Regions from separate parts of the Homo sapiens genome. Here region 2 is linked to region 1. Evidence: chromatin loops called from intact Hi-C (ENCODE). Cell type or tissue: endothelial cell of umbilical vein. All regions are shown on one strand. Each heading gives the region's core, and the rest is flanking DNA. Links, peaks and the distances in the headings are about the cores only.

Region 1 (12,568 bases), core at 2,620-10,619:
CTGGCTTAAAAATTAATGTCAGAATCTGGGTCAAAGTGTCAACTTCTCCTCTGACATTTTAAGTCCAATGAGACACTGCTTGGTAAACTGACTAAAAAAAGAGCGTTTTAATTCAGGCAGCTGGAAGAGCACTTAAAAGGCAACCGGTTATCTGGGAGGTGAGAGATACCATTTTCCACTCCCTGAGGCTTGCGCGGAGAACTAAAAGGAAGGAGTGTTAAAATGATGTGTCAGGGATTCTCAAATCCGACTGCACATCTCATTCATTTGGGGAAATTTTCAACACTCAGATTCGCAGCCTCCTATTTGGGGATTCTTTTTCCTTAGGTCTGAGGTAGGACCTGGTCTCACGCACAGCCAGGGGAAGGAGCTCCAGGTGGAGGCCTTGCTTTTATGCTCAGCATCACTGGGGTCTGTTACGGGCTAAAACGTGTCCCCCTAGAATTCATATGTTGAAGTCCTAAGCTGCCAGTACCTCCACCTGTGACTGTATTTGCAGATAGGGTCGAAGAGGTTATTAAAGTTAAACAAGGTCATCAGGGTTGATCCTAATCCACTATGACTGGTGTCCTTGTAGGAAGAGGTTAGGACACAGCAGAAAAACAGAGTGAAGGTCATGTGAAGATACAGGGAGCAGACAGGCATCTGCAAACCAAGGAGAGATGCCTGGGGAGGAACCAACCTGGCTGATACCTTGATCTTACACTCCAGAAATGTGAGAGGGTAAATTTCTGTTGCTTAATCCACCCATCTGTGTTACTTTGTTATGGAAGCCCGAGGAAGCCAAGTCTTTGGCCTCTGGCATCAAAGAAGGCAACTTCAACGGACAGACCGGCAACAAAGAGAATTATATTAAATAAACTAAAAAGTGCTCTTGAAGGCCAGGCATGGTGGCTCATGCCTGTAATCCCAGCACCTTGGGAGGTTGGGGAGGGCGGATCACTTGAGGCCAGGAATTCAAGACCAGCCTGGCCAACATGGCAAAACCCTGTCTCTACTAAAAATACAAAAATTAGCCAGGCGTGGTGGTATGCCCCTGTAATCCCAGTTACTCAGGAGGCTGAGAGTGAGGTAGGAGAATCGCTTGAACCTGGGAGGTGGAGGTTGCAGTGAGCGGAGATCATGCCACTGCACTCCAGCCTGGGTGAAAGAGCAAGACTCCATCTCAAAAAACAAAGAAACAACAACAACAAAAGAAAACAACAAAACCATGAAAAAAACCAAAACAACAACAGCAGCAAAAAAGGGGTCTTGAATTACTCAAGTATGAAGACATCTTTATTTGCTCAAATATGGAATTAAATTTTTTTAAAAATTAATTTGAGCAGAAATGAAATAAGCTGATACTAATGAAAACCTATCTTACACTGTTTTGAGGGACATAAGCTTAGATACTATCACAAAAGGTGCAATGGCCAAACATGACAGTGGGGTCATTGCTTTTATGTGCTCACACTCTGATCTATGGGTCAGTCCGTTCCTTTCCACCCTGCTGCCTGCTGTTCTCTTGGTTTCCTTCCTCACACTGCTCATCCACGTCAGTATGAATGGGGAAATGAGGCTCCACCCCAATTTCCATCAGCAGCTTCTGTTGTAGTCTGCAGAGGTTTTAATTGCTGAGCAAAATGAAATTTCTGGCTTCACCACAAATTTCATTTATTTAAACTCTGCCTGTCCTCTTCTAATCAAGAATGGTTTAGAGCCCATTTCCTTGGGGATAGTGGAATCTTCAACTCCCTAGAAACACCTGGACTTTTCTCTGATGGAAAAAGCAATGGGGGCCAGACGCGGTGGCTCACGCCTGTAATCCCAGCACTTTGGGAAGCCAAGGCGGGTGGATCACCTGAGGTCAGGAGTTCGAGACCAGCCTGACCAATATGGTGAAACCCTGTCTCTACTAAAAACAAAAATTAGCCGGGCATGGTGGCGTGTGCCCATAGTCCCAGCTACTCAGGAAGCTGAGACAAGAGAATTGCTTGAACCCAGGAGGCAGAGGTTGCAGTGAGCCAAGATCCAGCCTGGGCAACAGCGCGAGACTGTCTCAAAAAAAAAAAAAAAAAGCAATGGGGAATATGAGGGGAAATCTGGACTCTGAGCTTGACCTTGCATAATTTGAACCCTTCTGTCTCGGCCTCAGTTCCCTCATCTACAAGATGAGAAGATCAATTTGATTGGTCATCATCAATAAATCTTTCAGCTCTAAAAATTCCATAACTCTTAAAATATCGCAATTAAATGTCACACAAATTTTTCAGTTTCCCTGTGCATATAAAAGTTATGTTTACACTATACTCTCTGCAAGACAGTTTCCTAAAAAGTTGCATATACTGTGAGATTTTAACACTTTTTCCCCCATCCAAATGGCATTTCAAATGCATAAAAATAACTTATTCGTAAATTTTCTTTCTCTCTTTCTTGTTTTAGTATAGCACCTTGAAACTAAGATATTTCAGGTGGAAGTGCAGGGTAATAGGTTGCAGAACTCTCAAATAACAATCATGTATGTTTTGGTGGGCCATTTGGTATAGTGTGATTTCCTGAGAAACTTTAAAGGTAAGAGTCTGCACTGAAAAGTCACATTATTTACTATTACCTGGTTGTATTGAGAGGCCAGACTATTTAAGACAAAAGAAATCCAAGAATAAACATGTTTAGTTTTTTTGGAAAAAGCAACTTCCTACTTCTATTTTTATTTTTAACTTCTTGTACTGGTTTTTGTTGCTTGTGTTTGAAAAAAAAAAGTCTAAGAGTAATCATGCTTTTTTAAAGTCATGCATTATCATTTGTATTATTTTGATAACTTCAACACAAATTGTAAGTTGAGATAACAACACACACTCTCAATACCTTGAGCAGAATATTCACGGTAAGTTGCAATGAATGAAAACCAAAACAAGAAAGAACAACTGTAACCCAAGCATCATGGAAGCACACTGATTCGTTTTTTAAAAGAGATACTTAGCTAGTTCTTAGCAAAAAGCTAAGCCTAATTCTCTCATAGTCTTAATTCCCACTTGGAAACATGCAGTCAAGTTTACCTACCTCCACCACACCATGATGAATGGATGTGTACTGTTTCTTCTTCAGCATCACCAAGGTGATGACGATCACTGTCGCTATGACAACACCGCCCACCATGAGTCCAATGATTGCACCTTTGTTTGAACCCACATCTTCTGCAAAGAACACCTTGAAAACAAATTAAGAAAAAGAATTTTAATTTCTAAATGCAATATAATTTACAATTTATAAACGCAATTAGAAGAATTTCATTTCTTAAATGCAGGGGACATTTGGATGAGGTTATATAAAAAGTTTCAGTATATTCTCTGCCCAACTGGTTGGTCAAATATTTGATGCTTACTTTAAAAAAAAAAAAAAAAAAAGAAATCACATATTTTCCTACTAAGAATGATAATCATAGTTTATAGAAGGATGTACAACATGTGGCTTCCCCAGTTCGAGGAAGTCTACTTTCCCCACAGGTCAAAACCGAAGTCTGCAGGGACCTGAAACCCTTTGACAGGTGGAACATTTGGTGAGTGGTGGGAAGATAGCGCTTGGATCTATCAAAAGCTGGAAAGGCACGATCATACTAATGAAAGGAGGTCAGCATTTTCCTAGTCATAGCACTCTGAGCCCTGATGTGTGACTCTAAGTGACTGAGACTTAGGTGTTTTTCAACTCTGCAGATGTCCTAATTTCCTTGGAGGGACACTTTTAATGCACAGGAATAGGCATTCTGAAACAAAGGAGTTAAACAATAGAAAAAAAGATATCTTGTTACCTACTTTTAGCTATAGTAATTCTGCAGAATTCTAATTAACCTTTAGCAGTGTAATGCTTTTTAAAGCATAATGTTATTTCAAAGTGAAGTACAGGCAACAAGAATTTTAAGTCACTCATAACTCATGCTTTCTAACTATTGTCTCCAGAAACCAAAATCTGAAATGTTGCTTTATTCTTGCTCTTTATTTGGATTAAACATAAAAATAATTTTGAGAACATTGTAAAGAAGGAATAAAATTTCATTTACTGCACTACATTGCTTCATACTGTTTATAAAAGCAAGTCATTATTTTTCAACTTTATCTACTTGAATGAAATTATAGAAGCACACCACAACTTTTATCATCTTGTTATATAAGGAGTTGATCTTATGCCAGATGAAGTAAAACTAAAGCTAAATATTACCACGTTTGCTCTGCAACTTAATGAAAATACAGGCATACATAGCTTTATTGTACAGTAGTGCTTACAGATAGTATTTAAAAAAAAAAAACAAAAAGGTTTCTGGTAACCCTGCATCGAACAAGTCTATTGGTGCCATTTTTCCAACAGTGAACACAGGTTCACTTCATGTCTGTGTCACATTTTGGTAATTATTTAAATATTCAAACATTAAAAATTATTATATCTGTTTGGTGATCTGTGATCAGTGGCCTTTGATGTTACTATTTTAATTGTTTTGGAGTGTCATGAAACATGCCCATAAAGACAGCAAACTAAATCAATAAATGTTGTGTGTGTTCTGTCTGCCCCCCAAACTGGCCACTCCACCCCCTCAACTCCCAGGCTCCCTATCCCTTGAGAGACAACAATATTGAAAGTGGGCCAGTAAATAACCCTACAGTGGCCTCTTAAGTATTCAAGTGAAAGGAAGAGTCACAGGTCTCTCACTTTAAAGCAAAAGCTAGAAATAATTAAGCTTAGTGGGCAAGGCATATTGAAAGCCAAGATTCTTGTGCCAGTTAGCCAAGTTGTGAATGCAAAGAAAAGCTCTTGAAGGAGATTAAAAGTGCTACTCCAGTGAGCACACAAATGATAAAGCAAAACAGCCTTATTGCTGATACGGAGAAAACTTTTAGTTGTCTGGATGGAAGATCAAACCAACCACAACATTCTCTTAGGCCAAAGCCTAATCAAGAACAAGGCCCACAACTGTCTTCAATTCTATGAAGGATGAGAGAGGTGAAGAAGCTGCAGAAGAAAAAAAAGTTGGGAGAGGTTGATTTCATGAGGTTTAAGGGAAGAAGCCATCTCCATAACACAGAAGTGCAAGGTGAAGCAGCAAGTGCTGATGTAGAAGCTGCAATAAGTTATCCAGAAGATCTAGATAAGACTCCTGATGAAGGTGGCTACACTAAATAACAGATTTTCAGTGGAGATGAAACAGACTTATTTGGAAGAAAATGCCATCTAGGACTTTCATCACTAGAGAGAAGTCCTGCCTTCAAAGCTTCAAAGAACAAGCTGACTCTCTTGTTAGGGGCTAATGCAGCTGGCGACTTTGTTTTTGAAGCCAAGACTGACCATTGTAAAAGTCCTAGGGCGCTTAAGAATTATTCTAAATCTACTGTGCCCATGCTCTATAAATGGAACAAAACTGGGATGACAGCACATCTCTTAACAGCATGGTTTACTGAATATTTTAAACCCACTGTTGAGACCTACTGCTCAGAAAAGACTCATTTCAAAATATTACTGCTCACTAACAAAGCACCTAGTCACCCAAGAGCTCTGAAGGACAGGTACAGGGAGATTACTGTTGTTTTCATGCCTGCTAACACAACATCCATTCTGCAGCCTGTGGATCAACTTTCAAGTCTTATTATTTCAGCCTCTTATTATTTCAAAATATATTTCAAATATATTTTGTAGGGCTATTCACTGCCATAGATAGCGATTCCTCTAATGGATCTGGGCAAAGTAAACTGCAAACCTTCTAAAAAGGATTCACCATTCCAGATGCCATTAAGAACATCTGTGATCCATGGGAGATCAAAACATCAGCAATAACGGGAGTTTGGAAGACAATGATTCCAACTCTCATGGGTGACTTTGAGGAGTTCAAGACTTCAGTAAAGGATGTCACAGCAGATGTGGTGGAAATAACAAGAGAACTAGAATTAGAAGTGGAGCCTAAAGACATGACTGAACTGCTACCATCTCATGATCAAACTTGAATGGATGAGGAGTTACCTCTTATGGATGAGCAAAGAAAGTGGTTTCTTGCAATGGAATCTACTCTTGGTGAAGATGCTATGAACACTGTTGAAATGACAACAAAGGATTTAGGATATCACATAAACTCGATGAAGCAGTGGCTAGATTTGCGAAGACTGACTCCAATTTTGAAAGCTGTTCTACTGTGAGCAAAATGCTATCAAACAGCATCACATGCTACAGAGACATCTTTTTGTGAAAGGAAGAGTCAATCGATGCAGCAAACTTCATTATTGTCTTATTTTAGGAAATTGCCACAGCCACCACAAACCTCAGCAGCCACCACCTGGATTAGCCTGCAGCAGTGAACATCAAGGCAAGATTCTCCACGAGCAAAAAGATTAGGACTTGCTGAAGACTCAGATGATCATTAGCATTTTTAGTAATAAAATATTTTACTAATAAAAGTAAAGTATATACATGGCTTTTTTTTTTTTTAGACATAATGCTATTGCACATGTAACAGACTAGAGTATAGTGTAAATACAAACTTTTTTTTTTTTTTGAGACAGAGTCTTGCTCTTGTTGCCCAGGCTGGAGTGCGATCTCGGCTCACTGCAACCTCTGCCTCCTGGGATCAAGAGATTCTCTTGCCTCAGCCTCCCGAGTAGCTGGGACTACAGGCACATGCCACCATATGCAGCTAATTTTTGTATTTTTAGTAGAGATGGCATTTCACCATGTTGGCCAGGATGCTCTCGACCTCCTGACCTTGTGATCCACCTGCCTTGGCCTCCCAAAGTGCTGGGATTACAGGCATGAGCCACCGTGCCTGGCCAACATAACTTTTATATGTACTGGGAAGCCAAAAAATTTGTGTGACATTTTGTTGCAAAATTTGTTTTATTGTGGTGTTCTGAAATTTCCAAGGTATGCCTGTACCTCCCTAAAAAATTCTTTCAATTTAGCCTCAAGGTAGTCAAATGACTGATTTTTCTAAGCTGAAACTAACATACTAGCAATCTGGAAAGGCAATATAAAATATAGCAAATGAAGCAACTTCTAAAAGTGTTTTACTCGTGGTTTATAACAAAATGAGAAATTGTTCATAATTATTCCCTTTACTAAACAAATATGCTAGCTCAACATTTTTATGAAAAGCAAATCATTAATTAGCTAATATACTAGTGTGAGGTAATCAGGAATAAATACAAGTCTGGACATATGCCTGTGCCTTTAAGAAAATACTGTAATTTTGTAATATTCATTGCACTAATTATAATACATTATCTTAACTAGTCCAGTAGAGGGAGCTGATTCTCCTAATTGCTGCCGCTGCCATTAGTCACTGTCGCATTATAGGCGTTAGTGTAATTGTGGGGATGGGCTTATATGACACAGGCCCCAGGCCCCGACAAATGCAAATCTGTACATTAATCGTCAGCTTTCTACCCCACCAACTCTTCAACTCTTTAGTGGTTCCCCAGTTTTTATTAACCTCTTCAGCAACAGCCTCATCAAGAGAAACCCTGATCTTATAACAACTGATACTAGATTATCTTGCCAATGAAAACCATGCTTCAAAAAGCTAAATGTCTTTCTACAAAAAAAGAACTATGGGAGTTAAGAATGCAAATCCAAATCCCAAGTCAGTTTTTTATTTGCTACAATTATTTGGAGTCAAGTAAGGCATAAATAATAATTTGGAGGTGTTTCTTTTAGAGATTAATACTAGGATTTATCAACTTTATGAATATTGAAAAGACATTTTCTGCTTGGAAAAAAGTAACACTCACACACACACACACACAAAACAAAACAAAAGAAGTGCCTGAGATAACTTTAAGTATTATTGCTATGGAAATTTTCTTACCATTTTTCTGTCCACCACTGAATGTGATAAAATTGTCGTCTTCATTAATTTAACCCTCTTACTGCACCTACTGATAAGATGGAACCCTAACATAATCCACGATTTGATTTATCTCCATTTCTAAGCTTTTGGTAAAGGATTTTATATAACTACTAGAGCTGACCACAAAGGAGATGTGGCTTTTTGATTTACTCCAATTCTAACATTAGGGGGGAAAAGTGATTTCATCTGAAAAGGAAGCTGCTGTCTTCTTTGCACAAACCTTTTGATGAATAACACTATCGGGAACATCATGGGGTCCTGCTCACTCCATGATCTTACTCTTGCAAGAGAAGTTAAATCATGGGAGGTAGGGGAGGGAATGAAAAGAAAGAGCTGGGGGAGAAATGAATGGGTAAAGGAAGACAGTTCCGGATGTGAATTTAAGCCACATAAAGTGTTCTGTAAAACCAAGCAGTGTATGCATGTGTTTGATCCTTCAAATAAACCTATTGTAAACCTATTTTCCCAGAAAACACAGTGGAAGTCAAAGTGGCTGCTATATTGAAATTAATTCCACTTTAAGTCCCGAGTCATGCACGAACTTTGCTGCCTTGTAGTCTGAAAGAACTATACATACAGCCTCTTTCTTTTCTTTTTTTTTTTTGGGATGGAGTCTCGCTCTGTCGCCTAGGCACGATCTCAGCTCACTGCAACCTCCACCTCCTGGGTTCAAGCAAGTCTCCTGCGTCAGCCTCCCCAGCAGCTGGGACTACAGGTGTTTGCCACCACACCCAGCTAATCTTTTTTGTATTTTTAGTAGAGATGGGGTTTCACCATATTGGCCAGGCTGGTCTCGAATTTCTGACCTCGTGATCCACCCGCCTTGGCCTCCCAAAGTGCTGGGATTACAGGCTTGAGCCACTGCGCTCAGCCTAGCCTATTTATTTTCTTCATGTTTTCATGGTAATCCTATAGGCAAGCATTGTATTTTTATCTTTTCCTTAATTTGATTTCTAGCACAGGATGAACCAGAGTTAATAGGTCATTTGGCAAGACAAACAGTAGTGGAAAGAGGTAAATTATTTTACGTACCAATTTTTGATGATGAACTTCATATCCTGAGTCATGTCGGAATTCTGCATCCATCTTCACTTCAGAGATCTCCTCCGTCTTGATATTTGTCAACCCAGAACCTGTATTACATCATAATTAAAGTATGCAGGACAACCAATTAGTTTTACTCATAAATAATAACACTGTAAGACAAAGCCTACCCAAAACTTCTTTCTAGGCCTGAAGTTAGAAGAAAATTGATAAATGACTCTTAAAGAAAAATGATACCCTATATTTAAAACTTCAATTACTACCTATTTTGAACAAAAAGAAATGAAAGGGTAAGGGAAACCTGAAAGTAAGGCTTCTGCTGCCTTTAAATACATGCTATAATTTTTGAAAATGGGGGAAAAGCAGAAGTTAAATCCTGGTTGAGAGGTTGGCAAGGATTTGTTCCTGGAATATGTTGGCTTGGCTTACGGGCTTATTGTTTAGCCTATTATGTGTCTTTTTCCATGTGCACTCATTACTTCAGAAATAATAATAAAAGGCTTTAAAAATGAGCATTAATTACCTGGTAGAACAAAACTGCTACTTTGGGGCTTTGTTCCAATTACAAATAAATTATGTTCATGTATCTATGCAGTGAAGCGTTGTAAAAATTATATAATTTTAGTCAAGTGTTCTAGTTACACAGATTGTAATTGGTTCGTCTGCTGAATAAAGAGCTATAGTACATAATTTTAAAAATGCTTCTTAGCAACTAACAGAATTTATAACCTACGAACTCTTCCTTTTCTATAAATTGCTATATGATTCTTAACACTAATTGTTCTGATGAATTTCATTATTCAAATAATAATTTGAAGCTTAAAACAAAATGCAGAGTCATTTAAAAACCAAAAACATAAGTAAAAAATGTAAATGTCAGTGTCCATGCTATAACATTTAATTATCAAACATCAGAATTTTAGGATGAAAAGGGCTTTTGAAGTCATCTTCTCTACCGTGTTCCCACCCAGGGGCAGATTGTCAGTTCCTGTTTGAACATAGAGGAATGTATCAATTTCCCTCCATTTTTTGATAGATTTGCCTGCCCAAACTGTCCTTTTTTTACATGAAGCCAGAATCAGCTTCCCTGTAACTTCCATCCTTTGAGCCTGATTCAACACAGAGCAAGCCTAATCCTCCCTTCCACATTAAAACCTTGAACAGGTATCACGACCCTAAGGAGAGGCATGTTCCTGCTGGTTCTTGTCTTACTTGGGCTACACATTCCCAATTCCTTTGGCTCCCAGGGGAATTCACTTCCTGCTCTTGGCCTAATCACTCTTTCAATCTTGTCTACGAGATTCTGGGAAACTTGTGACACATCTTGCTGACACTGAAAAGCACAATGTCCACAGCATATGATGTGCCAGTCTAAGAGCACAGCCTATACAAGGAGAAGGTAAGGATAATCTGACAAAACCTAGGAAATCCACGCTGGTTGTGACCTAGCACCATTTCCTCATCCAATTGTTCAAAAAGCTTCCACTTGATAACCTATTTGAAAAGAGACCCACAATCAATGTCACTCTATACCTGGCTTACAGATTGTGAAGCTATCTTCTCTCCTTTTTGCTATTCAGAACTTCATTTTCCTATCCCTACCTTCCCAGCTTTCCACAAAGACCACAGGCAATGGTGCTACTTCCCCTTCAAGTTCTCTTAGCCTGCAGTTGGTCTGGGTCATAAGAACTTGGACTTGGGTAGCAAGATGTCATAGTTTAAAATATATCCACAAATTTGCTGATACTCCTTCCTTCAAGAGGGAGAACTTGATTCCCTTCCTTCGAATGTGGTCGGGATGTAGTGACTTGCTCTAGTGAACAGAGCATGATAGAAGTGATGGTGTATGACTTCTGAGACTGGGCCAAAAAAGGCACTAAAACTTCCTTAATCTCTTTCCTGGACCTCTTGGTGCAGGGGTGCGAGATGCCATGTTGTAGGGACGCTCAAGCAGCATTACAGAGTTCACATGGTAAGATACTGAGGTCTCTTAGTAACAGTGACGTGAGTGAGCCACGTTGGAAACAGACCCACCAGGTCCAATCAAACCTTCAGATGACTTTAGCTCAGGCAGTGTCTTAACTGCAACCACATGACGGACACTGTGCCAGAACCATCCAGCTAAACCACATCCCAAATCCTGACCTATAAAAACTGTAAGAAACTAATGCTTGTTGTTTTAAGCTGCTAAATTCTCGCGTTATTTGCTACGTAGCAATAGGTAACTAATGGGCTAGGGCTTTCTTTTCTCATGTTGATCTATCTCGGGCTTTAATTTCCTTTCATCAGAAGTTCATTCTCTTTAATATAGACATAAAAGGCACAATGGAAGTGGGACAGTTTCCCTTTCTCATTCTTTAACTCTGGTCCTCTCAATGACCTAACCCTCAACCCCCAACTTCTTGCTACGAGACCCACAGAGTTCTCTATTCTTATTTATTTTCTTACTTTAATATTGTTAAGTATTTTTTGGTTAAGTTTCAACTCATTCTGCTGAAACGAACCTTTCTGACACTTATTTTTATAGGGTAGTGATGCTAAAACTCTCTTAATTCTCACTGGCTGTATATTTTAATCTTTCTATAGCCCTTTTAAATCTGAGATCCTTATATAACCAGTGATTTCTTTAGAGCTCACTCCTTTTCTGTTATTAAGATCTGGCAACGTGCCAAGCACGGTGGCTCACGCCTGTAATCCCAGCACTTTGGGAGGCCAAGCTGGGTGGATCACTTGAGGTCAGGAGTTTGAGACCAGCCTGGTCAACATGGTGAAACCCTGTCTCTACTAAAAATACAAAAAAAAAAAAAAAAAAAAAAAAAAAAAAATTAGCCAGGTGTGGTGGCGGGTGCCTGTAATCCCAGCTACTCCAGAAGGCTGAGGCATAAGAATCGCTTGAACCCGGCAGGTGGAGGTTGCAGTGAGCTGAGATTGTGCCACTGCACTCCAGCCTGGGTGACAGAATGAGACTCTGTCTCCAAAAATAAATAAATAAATAAAAGATCTAGCAACACAATAGGTTAGAACTATATTTCTGAGATTTTTAAGAAAACTTTCTTGAACAGTTTGAAGAGTCTTCCCTTTTAGATTTTGGAGCCAAATATTTATACTGAAAAATAAAAGTAAAGAATGAGCTCTGGCCGGGCACAGTGGCTCACACCTGTAATCCCAGCACTTTGGGAGGCCGAGGCGGGAGGATCACGAGGTCAAGAGATCAAGACCATGGTGAAACCCCGTCTCTACTAAAAATACAAAAAATTAGCCGGACGTGGTGGCAGGCACCTGTAGTCCCAGCTACTAGAGGCTTAGGCAGGAGAATGGTGTGAACCCAGGAGGCAGAGCTTGCAGTGAGCCGAGATTCGTGCCACTGCACTCCAGCCTGGGCGACAGAGTGAGACTCCATCTCAAAAAAAAAAAAAAAAAGAATGAGCTCTCGGCCAGGTGCAGTGACTCATGCCTGTAATCCCAGCCTTTGGGAGGCTGAGGCGGGCAAACAGTTTGAACTCAGGAGTTCGAGACCAGCCTAGCCAATATGGCAAAACTCTGTCTCTACTAAAAATACAAAAATGAGCCAGGTGTGGTGGCACATCCCTGTAATCCCAGCTGCATGGGAAACTTAGGTGGGAGGATAGCTTTAGCCCAGGAAATGGGGGTTGCAGTGAGCTG
Region 2 (12,568 bases), core at 2,942-10,941, 90 kb after region 1:
TACTGCAATGTGAGAACTGATTTCCCATATTACATTTACATTTTTTCCATTTTACCTCATACACTTTAAGAAACTGGACTTTAAGCTTTAAGCTGGGGGAATCCATGAAATAATTAAAGAGATTTATTTAGCTAATGAGTTGCAAATAAGCATTACTATAGAAATTAACTCACATTTTGATTTTCAGAACAATTTAACAATATCCTATACCCCCACAAATAAACAAATCACCTGCACCATCCCACTAAGACTCTACTGCAAATGAATACACACTATATGTAGGCTGACCATCTCCCTGTGAACAGTGAATTTCACTGTGGGACTGATAACAAGTAGCATTACTGCTGACCCTGTATTAAGAGCTTTACAAAATCTATCTAATTTAATTGATTCCTCACAACAGCTTGTGAGATTAGCCAGGGCCATCCCATTTTACGAACCAGGTTAAGGTACCAGCTCGAGGCTATGCAGGTAAAAAAGGGAGAGGGAAGAATATAAACCAAGATCTCTGTGGCTCTAAAGATCATGTTTTTGTACCCTGTGGTACCCAATTTTTTATTATAAAATAAAAAATTCATTAGGTGAGCTAAGTTTATTTATATTTAGTGACAGGAGAAAGGGGCGCTCTTAAAATGTTGCTGCTTATCTTAAAAATAAAAACCTAGGCCAGGCACAGTGGCTCATGCCTATAATCCCAGCACTTTGGGAGGCCCAGGCGGGTGGATCACAAGGTCAGGAGATCGAGACCATCCTGGCCAACATGGTGAAACCCTGTCTCTACTAAAAATACAAAAATTAGCTCGGCGTGGTGGCACGTGCCTGTAATCCCAGTTACTGGGGAGGCTGAGGCAGGAGAATCGCTTGAACCAGGGAGTTGGAGGTTGCAGTGAGTCTAGATTGTGCCACTGCACTCCAGCTGGGTGACAGAGCAAGACTCCATCTCCAAAAAAGAAAAGAAATAAAAACCTATGAGTTGGGTCAGCTTTCAATTTGAAGGACTTCATTTTAAGCATATACTAAAAGTAGTAAGTTTATAAGTAATAAAAGTGCTCACACATGGTTCAGCTGTAGATTTCTATTTGACTAGATGCTAGTCACGACATATAGCAACAAAAATCTACAGGTTTAGCAACAAAAATCTACAGGTTTAGAGTTATACTCCACAATGGCAACAACAAACCAAAATATGAAAAAATTCCAAAATCCTCTGTATTTGTAAGAAAACATATAACAAAAACTACAATAAAACTTAATTTAAAAAACCGCACAATTTTTAAAATTTAAAATTCTCAGGACCTGGCCCTTGCAGTGGCTCTATGGATTCTTATAAAGCAATTTTCCACTGCAGGCACAAAGGTATCAATTTCATTTGGATTTATCAATCTTCAAAGACTTGGCTGTTTCATGCAGAGAAAATGACTACTACTAAGTAGAGATTTAAGAGGCAGGCAAGTTTAAAGTTGAAAAGTCCCTAGATTTCAGCACCACAGACTATGAAGATACATATTGATTTCAGGTGTCTCACATTCCTATGACCACTGGAATCTAGTAGACAACATTCTCTGCTCTGGGACAACATCTCTTAGGTTATATCAGATATATCTGATGACTAAAAGATGAACAAAATCTACAAAATCATGAACTAAGTCACAAGTTACACAGATGTGCTAAAAGTTAAATTATTATTTTAAAGAAGACCTGTCACATCTAAAACTAACAGAGAATTTGAAATAAGTTTTCTTAATAAGGTCAAAAATGAACAAGATATACTAGGAGAAAAAATCCAGGATTAAAAAAACACACATTAAAAAAAATGCTACAGTGGGTCCACGATGAATGCAGGTAGCAGGCTTCATGACTTGAGGTCTCAAGGTTTCTATCCAGCTTGGAAAGATAATGCAGGTGTGTCCAGAAATCACTAACAAAACCGGGGAGCAAATATTTAGAATTAAATGAAAGGTAAGAGCAATGACTGCCTGTCTCATTCTGAGTATGAAGTGGGGTGTAAGGAATGGGTGAGATGTGTCAGCGTGAAGAAGAGTGGGAGGGCATTTCCAGAAGAACTCAATGCCAAGGGCAAAGGGAAGCCCAAGATGAGATGAACAGACGATGAGCAGAGTGGCCTGATCAGAACAGCAGCTTAACGCTGTACAGAAAGCAAGGGTAGCAGTTGAGAAGGAAGAGGTGGTAGGAAGACCAGAGTCAGGGTACAGTGGTAGGCGCTGAAAATGACAAGCTGAGCATTCGGTGTTTATTTTTGTCATTGTTCTTTTTTTACGACTTCATGTGCCCAGAAGTGGATTTGTGAGGGCACAGGAAGCCTCTGAAAGCTTCATAAAGAAGGGAGATAGGATGTAAATTCAAATGAGGACATTTCAGTGGCAATAAGTATGATTCATAGTCCTCCAATGCTTTCCGAACAGTGCCTGTGTCTTTCCTAAGGAAAGATCTGATTTTCTTGGCATCAGGTGAAAACTTAATAATTCCCTGTGGCTAGCTTTCTAGTTCAATTAGCTGTTAGGTTTTCATCGTGGGCAGCCACTAGAACTGCACATTATATTCCAGAGCCAAAAGTACTGTGATTATAAGGCTTTTTTCCTCTTTATGTTATTATACCAAAGTAGATCCAAGTATTGTTATTCATCTTAAGGCAAAACAAACAAACAAAAAACAAAACAAACAAACAAAAAACAGTACCTGTGTTGTACCTTTCTAGATAAACTATTAGTTTTATGTTTTCAAGGGTAGATTTTCTTATTATTCAGGTGAGGCCAAGAGGTCAGGAGATGATTATCATGGAAAAGACAGTTTGTTACTCAGCTCCCAAGAAGCCGGTACATGCCACTACATGCAGGGTCATATGGGAAGCACCAGGGTTGGTCAGGAGGGGAAAACATGAGCAAGAGCCTTTTATTGTGGTTTTCATGGAAAGAATGAGCGAAGCAGGGTAGGCGGGTTTAGGACTGATTAGTTCAAATAATGGTGATGGGGCATGAGGTTGTCCCTAGTGGTCTGGTACCTGGTCCTGGGGTGATTAGAGCAGGTGAATAGTGGCCCAGAGTATAAGAAGGTGGTTGGGAGTAAGGAGCTTTTGATTGACTGGTTTGCATGGGAAAGACATGCTCAGGGGCCATTCATTTGGCCCTGGGAGGGAGGAATCTTCCTGGGGTCAGCAGGGACCCAGATCAGAAATTACAGGAAAGATTAATTGTCTACTAAAGACTGACTGTGATCTTAGAAAATACGCAGCAGTCTAATTCATAAATTGCATTTAATGTCTCTCAAGAGATTAAGCATCTGTGCTAAGACAAAAATTTCTCCTATCTTCTGATATTTGCCACAGAATATTAACACTAAAAATGAATGGCTTACTTTAACCTGAGATCTTTATTCATTCACTTTTATGTCCTACTTCTTTTCCCCCCACATTCACTCCTAGGTTTGTAGACTACAAATCAGAAAAGTGACTGGAAAATAATAAGTCCATATTTGTTGATTGAATGAATGAATGAATGAGGAATCTGAGCAAGGGCTAAAATCCTCCATATTATCAAACTCCAATACAACATCCAGTGCCTGGTAGCAGACATAGCTTCAATTGTAGTTGATAGTATATATGGATTAGCCATGTTTTAGACATAAGTTATTTTTTAATTTGCTTAATTAAGGACCTGCTAAAAAAAAACAAACCAAACCAAAACAGGTTTTTTTTTTTTTTTTTTTTTTCAGCAAAGTATAATGAAAGGAGTACTGTACTAGGAGCAAGAAAGGCCTGGATTCTAAATGTTGTCTCTGGCTCACTGATTTTGCTTTGTGCTAAAATGGGAAGCCACTCTCTCGAACCTCTATTCCACTATGTATCACTTAGGAGACTAGATGAAATAATCACTATGGTTCAGCTCAGTTTTAAGTCTCTATGATTTTACAGACTGTAAACAATCGTAGGTTCACAATTATAACAGTCTGGGATTTAATACAAAACCTCATCTTTACTAAAGAGCATTTTGATGGATTTTAATTTACAACATGTTGATTACAGGTACTACATATACACAGAATAATAATGCCAAGTACCTTTCTTCGCCAGAGAGAATGTTACAGACATCATTTAATTTGTGCTTACAAAATCCAACTATACCTGGATCCTTCCTAGGCAGCATGTTCACGGAGGATGCAAAAAACCCACAAACTGTGCCCACACAGTAAACATTTAAAATTAGAACTTTACATCTTTAAAGATCTTGATAAAGCCAGCAGGCCTGTGGGGAGACTGAGGCAGAGGCAAGCTCAGGTTTCCCAATATCGTAGGGCTGAATGATGGAAGAGCCAGACTTACCTGGGACATTCTCTCTCGGTGCTTGGCCTCAAGCCTCTCTTTGGCTTTCTGGAAATGGGCATGTTCATTCTCATCCCCAGGTGTCTCGAGATACTTGTCAACGGCATCAGGGGTACTGGCTGCTGTTGTAGGAACTATAAAGTAGAAGAGAAGGAGGTTTGAGAAAAAAAAGCCAACAACAACAGAATAATCCACTCGTTTAATAGAAAGCCGTATTTTCAGTTATTTCTCAGAACAGAGAATTTAGTAAAGCAGCGCATACAAGACGTTAATGCTGTTTAAGAGAACACCATGAGACACTGTGCAGCACAGTAAGGATGTCTTTCACCACTCCCAAGTACAGAATGAAGGAAAAATCTTTAAAATGGTCCATTTTGCAATTATAGCATTAGAGTTCTTTACGAAACAAGCATGCAAAGAGCAAAAACAGTTGGTGCTGAAGACATGTTTTTCCAAATCCCCATGCTTTCCTAAATTACTATTTTGCAATTTTGAAAGTAAATGATGATATCATCAATATCATACACTAAGACTCCTGCAGAAACCACAGATATCTGTAATTAGCCTGTTGTAGAATAACGGCACCCCAGGGAAAAGGTAAATGTATGATGTATTTAGATAACTGAATTACGAAGACAACCTTCATGAGACAGTATGGAAACACGACAAAAGATATATAAACATCAATAAACACATTTTTGAATCACAAAAGGACTTTTCTGTCTTCATAAATTTGACAATAGTCAATGAATTCATTATGCTAGTTGTCAAAAAGAAAGTGATTTCTATTTTGAATTCAACTAATACTGCTAAGCAATATTTGAATTGCAACATATACTGCTATATTATGTAACTCATGAGCCAAGTGAATTATAATACCTATACAAGCAATTTTCCAAAAGATTAGTGAGAATTCAGAGTATTTATGAGCTTAAAAGCAAAAAGAAAAAAGAATTTTGACTTAAGAGGAAGCATATTTAACATAAAAAACAAAATGAGACGTTTTCACTATCTTTTGAGATCAAATCAATTGTTTCATTCAAAAGGTTATTCAAATATCACCAATGTTCCAAGTATTCCTATTGAATTATTACCTGTGTATTACATTTGGGATATAATATCTCAAAGAGGACTTCAATGAGAAGAATTGATAGCTAAGTCATTTTGAAACTAAACTTGAAGTTAAATACGTTTTCTACATCCTTCAAGAAAATGTCTGGAATCTTAATCCAAAGTCTTCAAAGATATTAACTAAAACCGGAAGGCTGTTAAATAATTAAACAGTATCTTTCATTTTAAAAAGAAACATTCGTTTTGATTTTTTCCCTCCACTTCAATCCTGATTAATAATCATTTTTCAAAAAATAAAAGCAGTTGAGTGTCTATCCAGATGTTGCTTTCAAGTGGAAGGAAGGAGGCAGGGCATATTCCTGGTGCCTTTACACAGCTGCCCCTGTCTTCTCTGTAGCAAATGAGGGAGTGGTGTTCCTTCTTACATTGGCAGCAACGGGGGAAGGAAGGAAGGAAGGAAAGAGTCATGTGGGGATTTGCAATTAAGCACATTTGGATTTGAATCCCATTTCTTTTTCAGATCAGCTGTGACCTGGGGCAGGAAACTTAAGCACTCCATGTTTCAATTTTTTTATCAAGTGGTGATAACATGCCGCAGGACATGATAGGAGAGCTGGGAAAATGAGATACCATACCACATGTAAGTCATCCGGCAGAGAGGGTGACACACAGTGGAGCTCATACATGTTAGTGGCCTTCCCTCCTCCTCTGCTTAATACATCCTGTTCAAATCTCAGAGCTAATGCTAACCACGGGAAAGTTCTGATACTTTTATTCAAAGCCACTGAAAATGTTTTGGTAGAAGAGTGCAATAATAAAGAAAAAAAAGAAAAGGACAAGTTTTAAAATTTTAAAAATTGAGAAAAAGAAACAAAAGAAAATACAAACTAACAAAAAATAAATAAAATAGAACCACTGAAAATGAATTACACACAGGATCACAAAGTGCAACCTACAGGAAAAGCAGTATGTATTTTTCAAAAAATGTTAGGTGTAGCCCACATAAAAAAGGCCGAAAGTATCAAAAATAAGTAAATTGTTAATTTGTAAGATTGAAACAATAATTTTGAATATTAAGACCTTTTTGGAAAAAAGGTAAATGTTTTTCTCCATAGCTTCAAGCAAACCAATATGCAAGTATTTTTAACTTAATCATTAAGTTAAAATGAATAAATGCTAAATACCACGTTCTTACTGACTTTAACTTAATGATTAAGTTAAAAATACTTGCATTTCAAGTTCCCAACTTGAAATGAACATGGTATTTAGCATTTAAAATGTGCTTCCCTAGCTTTAGTCATCTTCTCATCTTAACTGGTAGAGCTCAAATGAGAACAAGTTAAAGTAAAAGCAGAAAATAAAACAGTAACATTCTTTTGCATAGTCCAATCTGGCAGAATGACATGTTTAGGCAAACCATATTTTATGTTTGAAACAAATGAAAATGTATAAATATTTGGGGTTATACCTGCTGATGAAGATAGTCATCTGGCTGTAACTGTTATAACCATAACATAAGCACCCCTTTGGAAAACTGGAATCATAAAACTTACTATATAAGAAGGAAATTTTTTCAGCTCCTATGGTTTGCGAACACTGTCTACTGTATAAAGGAAAGAAGATAAACACTATAATCTGAATCACTATAATCAGATTGGCCTAAGTAGAAATGCACTTAGCAACATAATAAGAGAATAACCATGGAACATGAATGTGAGGTATGTTTAATAGGACTGAGGATATTAAAAAGGATAAAAACCTTCTTTTTAGGCACGTGGAAATGAATATGAATACTATATTACCAACTTAATCCATTGAATCCAGAAATATTTCTGTGGTAATTAATTTTCTGTGCCAACTTGATTGGGCCGCAAGGTGCCCAGATTAAACATTGTTTCTGAGTGTCTTTGTGAGGGTGCTTCTGGATGAGATTAGCATCGGAATTGGTGCACTCAGTAAAGTAAATCACCCTCCTCAACATGGGCAGGAATCACCCGATCTGCTGAGGGTCTGAAAACAAAAGGGCAGAGGATGGAGCAGTTCACCCTTTTTATTTCCTGGCTGCCTGAGTCAGGATATTGGTCTTCTCTTCTCCCTGGACTGAAATTTACACCATTGTCTTCCCTGGTTCTCAGGCCTTTAGATTTGGACTAAATCATACCACCAGCTCTCCTGGGTCTCCAACTTGCAGACAACAGATTGTGGGACTTAGCCTCCATAATTGTTGTGTGAGTCAATTCTGCAGAATCAATCTCTTCCTATACATATATATCCTATTGGTCCTGTTTCTCTGGAGAACCCTGAGCAATACAATTTCTCTTCAAGTAAATCTTTGTTAACAGTCCCAGTTATTTCCCATAGTTGAGGAAGCTGTGTCTCTTTTTATCTTTAACTCAAATTTTTCAGCCATTCATACAAACTCCCCATCTCAATTAGTGTGAGTGAAATTATCCTATATTCATACCAACCAGCAAGCCAGATTACTGTCTAGTCAAGCAGAGAAGGATAGCATATGCTGATATTGTTAAATGAATTTAATAGTTCATTACTACTGCTCTGCAGCTGGTGAGGATCCCGGAAGGAGAGAGCAATTTTAAGGTGGAGTATGTCCAGAGAGCTCAACTTCTATTTCGTGAATATCCTTATATCCTAAAGAGATTAAATTCATAGGACTGACTACCATTTTGTGATTATGTCCACAGAAGGCCAGAGACACGTGTGCCCTATGTCCTCACCCATCAAGGTACTTCCTTTTGGGAAGGGAGTGGGGCTCAAGGAATGTCAGGATATGTCACAGGACACAGAGGAAACAGGAAGCTGTATATCAGCAGGTCACTGATATATTTAAGGTACTTAAAACACAGGTCACTGTAACCACTTAGAAAGTGGAAACAAACTGGCTTTAGGAGGGTTTATTTCTGGTTTTGCATTTTAAACTACCATAAAGCAGTTTATCCTGCTCACAGACCTCTGAGATTCCACGGAACCTCTGATAAAGGCTAGGATTTCGGCCGGATGGGGTGGCTCACACCTGTAATCCCAGCACTTTGGGAGGCCGAGGTGGACGGAAGTTTGAGACCAGCCTGATCAACATGGAGAAACCCCGTCTCTACTAAAATAAAATAAAATAAAAAAATTAGCAGGGTGTGGTGGCGCATGCCTGTAATCCCAGCTACTTGGGAGGCTGAGGCAGGAGAATCGCTTGAACCTGGGAGGCGGAGGTTGCGGTGAGCCGAGATCATGCCAGTGCACCCCAGTCTGGGCTACAAGAGCGAAACTCCGTCTCAAACAAACAAACAAACAAATAAATAAAGGCTAGGATTTCCATGTTGGCACTCCGTCTCAAATAAATAAATAAATAAAGGCTAGGATTTCCATGTTGGCCAAATGATAACAGCCTCTTTTCATCAGAGCCCACCATGCTAGGCATGTTCTGTGTTCTCGTTTAATACATGGGAAGAAAAAATTACCCTATTTTATTGCGTAGAGGCAAAACACTATCATTTAACATACCCATTTGCATCCCTAAACACACACAAATAAAGTCTGTTAAGATTGGGTAAGCCATAAAAAGGCTGTAAAGCTAATTTTTAGAGTAGTAAAGGGCCAATCCATCCACATGCTGGGGCACTGTAAAGGGTTTTTGTTGTTTTGTTTTGTTAATGAGCAGCACAACTTGGCAAAACAACCATATGCTTTGTTATGATGTCCGTTGGCTTGTTTTCTATGAAACAGCTGTTCCTGCCCCAAACACTATCTGGCAAATCCTTCAACAGAAGTTGGGTCATAAAGCAGGGATCAAGTGAAAGAGCCCATGGAGCTAGAATATGGAGGACGTTCTGGCCTTGGGTCCCTCCTTCAGCCTGCTCACTCATGCCTTCTGCAAGCAAGCTGGCTAGGTATGTTCCCCCCTCCACAAAAACCTAGACTTAAAACGAGACAAAACACAGGGTTCAATATCCTTAGCTCTAGGTTTTGACCTCTAGATGCCTAGTCATTAGCAGCAATACCAACATCACATGCATAAGCTTTTAACTTTTTAAATGACCTTTGTATTTTAGTCTCCTAACAGAGCCTTGAGGGGCATGGTAGGATATATAGGCTATTACCTCCCTTCCTTTTAATAGTGATCATGTGTATCTAAACACTCATAACAAATGAAAAAATGTAACAGAAAAGCAGTTCTAATTCCTAGTACATCACTGCTTCAAGGTGAATATTTGCTTCCAAATATACAGTGGCATTTTGGATGACTAACGCCTTCTACATAAGCCACATCCTTATTCTTTGCCACCCTGGGAAGTCAGAGGTATCAAAGCAGCTGAGACAGCAGCTCTGACATGGACAAACTATCCTGCCTTTAGTGCGCCTGTTCATTCTTTTATTCCTCCAGCCCACCAACATTGCAGCCCTTATTATATGTGAGGCACATGGGAGAAACCAATGAGAAAAACATGAAGGCCCTGATCCTGGTGGAATTATATTCTAGGGAAAGAAACAATTACCACAAGAATTTTTTAAAAGCCAGTAAGTCATATTGTTAATATGTGATTTGTATTATGGAGAAAAAGAGGAAAAAGAAAAACAGAGCAGAGTTCAGAAGGATCGGGAGAGCTGAGGGGAGAGGGGAAAGGTAGACCGCAGTAAGTGAGCGACCAGGCAGAGTCTTAAGTGAGGAGGTGACATTCAGATCTTCCCAGCTGGCTGCTGGAAGGACATGGCAGGCAGATGACAAAACTAGCACGGAAGCCCTAAGAGTTGAAGCTGGCTGGCAAATTCCACGAGACCCGCATGGCCAGAGCTAAAGAAGCAAGAGAGGAAGTAGTGGGAGAGGCAGGGAAGAAATGGGGGACATCATGTACAGCCTTAAAGCCACAGTAAGGATTCTGAGGGACCAGCGTGGGCTGTTTGAGGGGGAGTATATGTGATGGGGCGTTTTGTTGAAGGATCACTCTGGCTGCTATGGGACAAAAGTAGAAGGAAGATCTTTTAAGAGGAAAAGACAGGCTGGGTGCAGTGGCTCACGCCTGTAATCCCAGCACTTTGGGAGTCTGAGGCGGGCAGATCACCTGAGGTCAGGAGTTTGAGACCAGCCTGACCAACATGGAGAAACTCTGTCTCTACTAAAAATACTAAAATTAGCTGGGCGTGGTGGCAGGCGCCTGTAATCCCAGCTACTCGGGAGGCTGAGGCAGGAGAATTGCTTGAACCCGGGAGGCGGAAGTTGTGGTGAGCCAAGATTGTGCCATTGCACCCCAGCCTGGGTGATAACAGCGAAACTCTGTCTCAAAAAAAAAAAAAAAAAAAAAGGAGACAAAGATGAAGGTGGCTTGGACCAGGGTGGCTGTCACAGGAGGTTGTTGCCCTCAGCCCCCTTCCCACACGAGAAGGGTCAGATTCCCTTCTTTCTCTCACACCAAAATGCTGTATTACCTCAGGGAACTGAATATGAAAACGGGAGAAACTGCTTTCACATGTGCGTGAGGGCTCATTTCAATTTTAATACTGATACACGCATGCTTGTCACAATACTGCCACTTCACACTGTGATCTATTCTCAATACCTGCCAGAGCTCTGTTTTCTGGGGTGAAGTAACACAGGTTAGCTTTCAGTTTATTCATAAATGGCGATGCTGCACCCAACGTTCCTATCACAAAATGCTCCTCCATCACTGGGGCCAAGACACCAACGAAACATTTTCCATACCTGTGTTTCCTCTGAGAAAACTGTTAGCATTTGAAGGGAAGTTACTTTAAAACAGGGGAAAACCTGCTAATATCTTCAGGATGAGGCAGACGTCACTCTCCTAGCCTGTCTGAAGACTCCTTAGAGGATAATCCATTAAGTTGAACTGTACATGCACTGATTTCCCTCATTTTAGTTCTGATTTTGTAATCATTGCGGAGCACTCCATTTCATATTCATACTAATGTGGTACTTCACATTCATATAAGAATGTGGGGTCAAAATTAAAGGCACTGTGAAAGATTGCCCCTATCATTTTGATATGCATTTGTTTCCTCAGGCTCTGGGGTGACCCATAATTTTACAGTCACAATGGACTCAGGACACAAAAGAAGAAATGACCCACCTTCAAACAGCAATGACCGTGGCCATCTCCAACAGGCCAGAAGGCTGAATGTTTCCCTAAACCAAGGCTTATGAATGGCATTCAGTCGATATATTAATATTAGATTCTAACAAGAAAATTGGGTTAGTCTCCTTTCATCAGCAGAAAAGCAATTTATCTCTACAGCCTTGGTAACAGAAGATTAAAACAAATTAAGACCTATATAAATCATTGCCTTATCATTGAAAATGCTATTTGATACCGACCCAGCAATGTTGTCATTTGAGATGGCTATAATTTAGGAAAGGAGACAAGGAGGATCATTTATATATGAGTGAAATATAAACTTGTTAGCGTTCATGTGAAACTTTAATCTTGAAACATGGCAGAGCTTTCCGAGTGCCATGCTTATTATAACTTAAAAAAAAAGTGTCTCTAAAAAAAAAAAAAGTGTCTCTCCATTTTCCTAATTTCAAAAATAGTTAAAACTCCTAACGCATTCTACATTCAAATATTTATCCTAACCATTAAGTCCAAGATAGAGGAGCCATTTATAACAAGAAAATACAGTTTGTGATCCTCCAGTGTAATACCAGACTCTCTTAAAAACAAAATAACAACAAAAGAAAAAACAAAGGCATTCTCCCCCTAATATGCCCTTGTATTACAATTTTATAGTCAGTGCAATCATAGTTGGTGGAGAACACTATCAATGCATCACATGGACATAAGGTAATAAAAATATAATCTATGATGTGTTTACTCTAGTCAAGCTACATTTCTTTTTTATGTCCATGGACACATACTGACATGGGAATTTTTTCAAATATATGAACTGAATGTGAAGGAACGAATGCTGGCATTATTTTTTTATTAACATCTATTCTCTATTCAGCACATCACACTAAAACTTAAAAGCAACCTCAAGTTTGAATCTAAAAAATATATGTGAAGCAATAGCAATAACTGGCGTCCAGAATGGGTTAACCTTAGGTTATTGTTTTTTGTCAATTTGTCAGAAGCTATTCTTGACTTCGTTAATGGAGGCACATAAAGAAATAACCTGTCATAGCTGCTCAACACTCAATAG

The links. Peaks named below come from ENCODE experiments on the same cell type or tissue, not always from the same donor. Only the 100,000 strongest peaks of a DNase experiment are listed, where the experiment ranks them.
Region 2: a loop joins it to region 1, with 2.8 times the contacts of the local background. A loop is called at or near these places in 13 of 110 quality-filtered maps.

Annotation. Positions count from the first base shown.
Region 1 is chr21:25,888,680-25,901,247 of GRCh38, forward strand. It overlaps APP (amyloid beta precursor protein), which reads right to left. Exons shown (of 18, transcript NM_000484.4): 16 at 8,894-8,994; 17 at 3,043-3,189. Among named protein-coding and RNA genes, the nearest start is that of GABPA, 160 kb to the left of the region's middle. In endothelial cell of umbilical vein, for the core only: a CTCF peak has its summit at 7,250 (motif pointing right); a DNase peak (open chromatin) is centred at 7,382; H3K27ac peaks cover 3,021 bases.
Region 2 is chr21:25,978,008-25,990,575 of GRCh38, forward strand. APP (amyloid beta precursor protein) reads right to left here. Exons shown (of 18, transcript NM_000484.4): 9 at 4,337-4,470. Among named protein-coding and RNA genes, the nearest start is that of APP, 190 kb to the right of the region's middle. RefSeq lists an enhancer at 9,847-10,348. In endothelial cell of umbilical vein, for the core only: no CTCF peak of the experiment used is centred there; a DNase peak (open chromatin) is centred at 6,014; H3K27ac peaks cover 2,822 bases.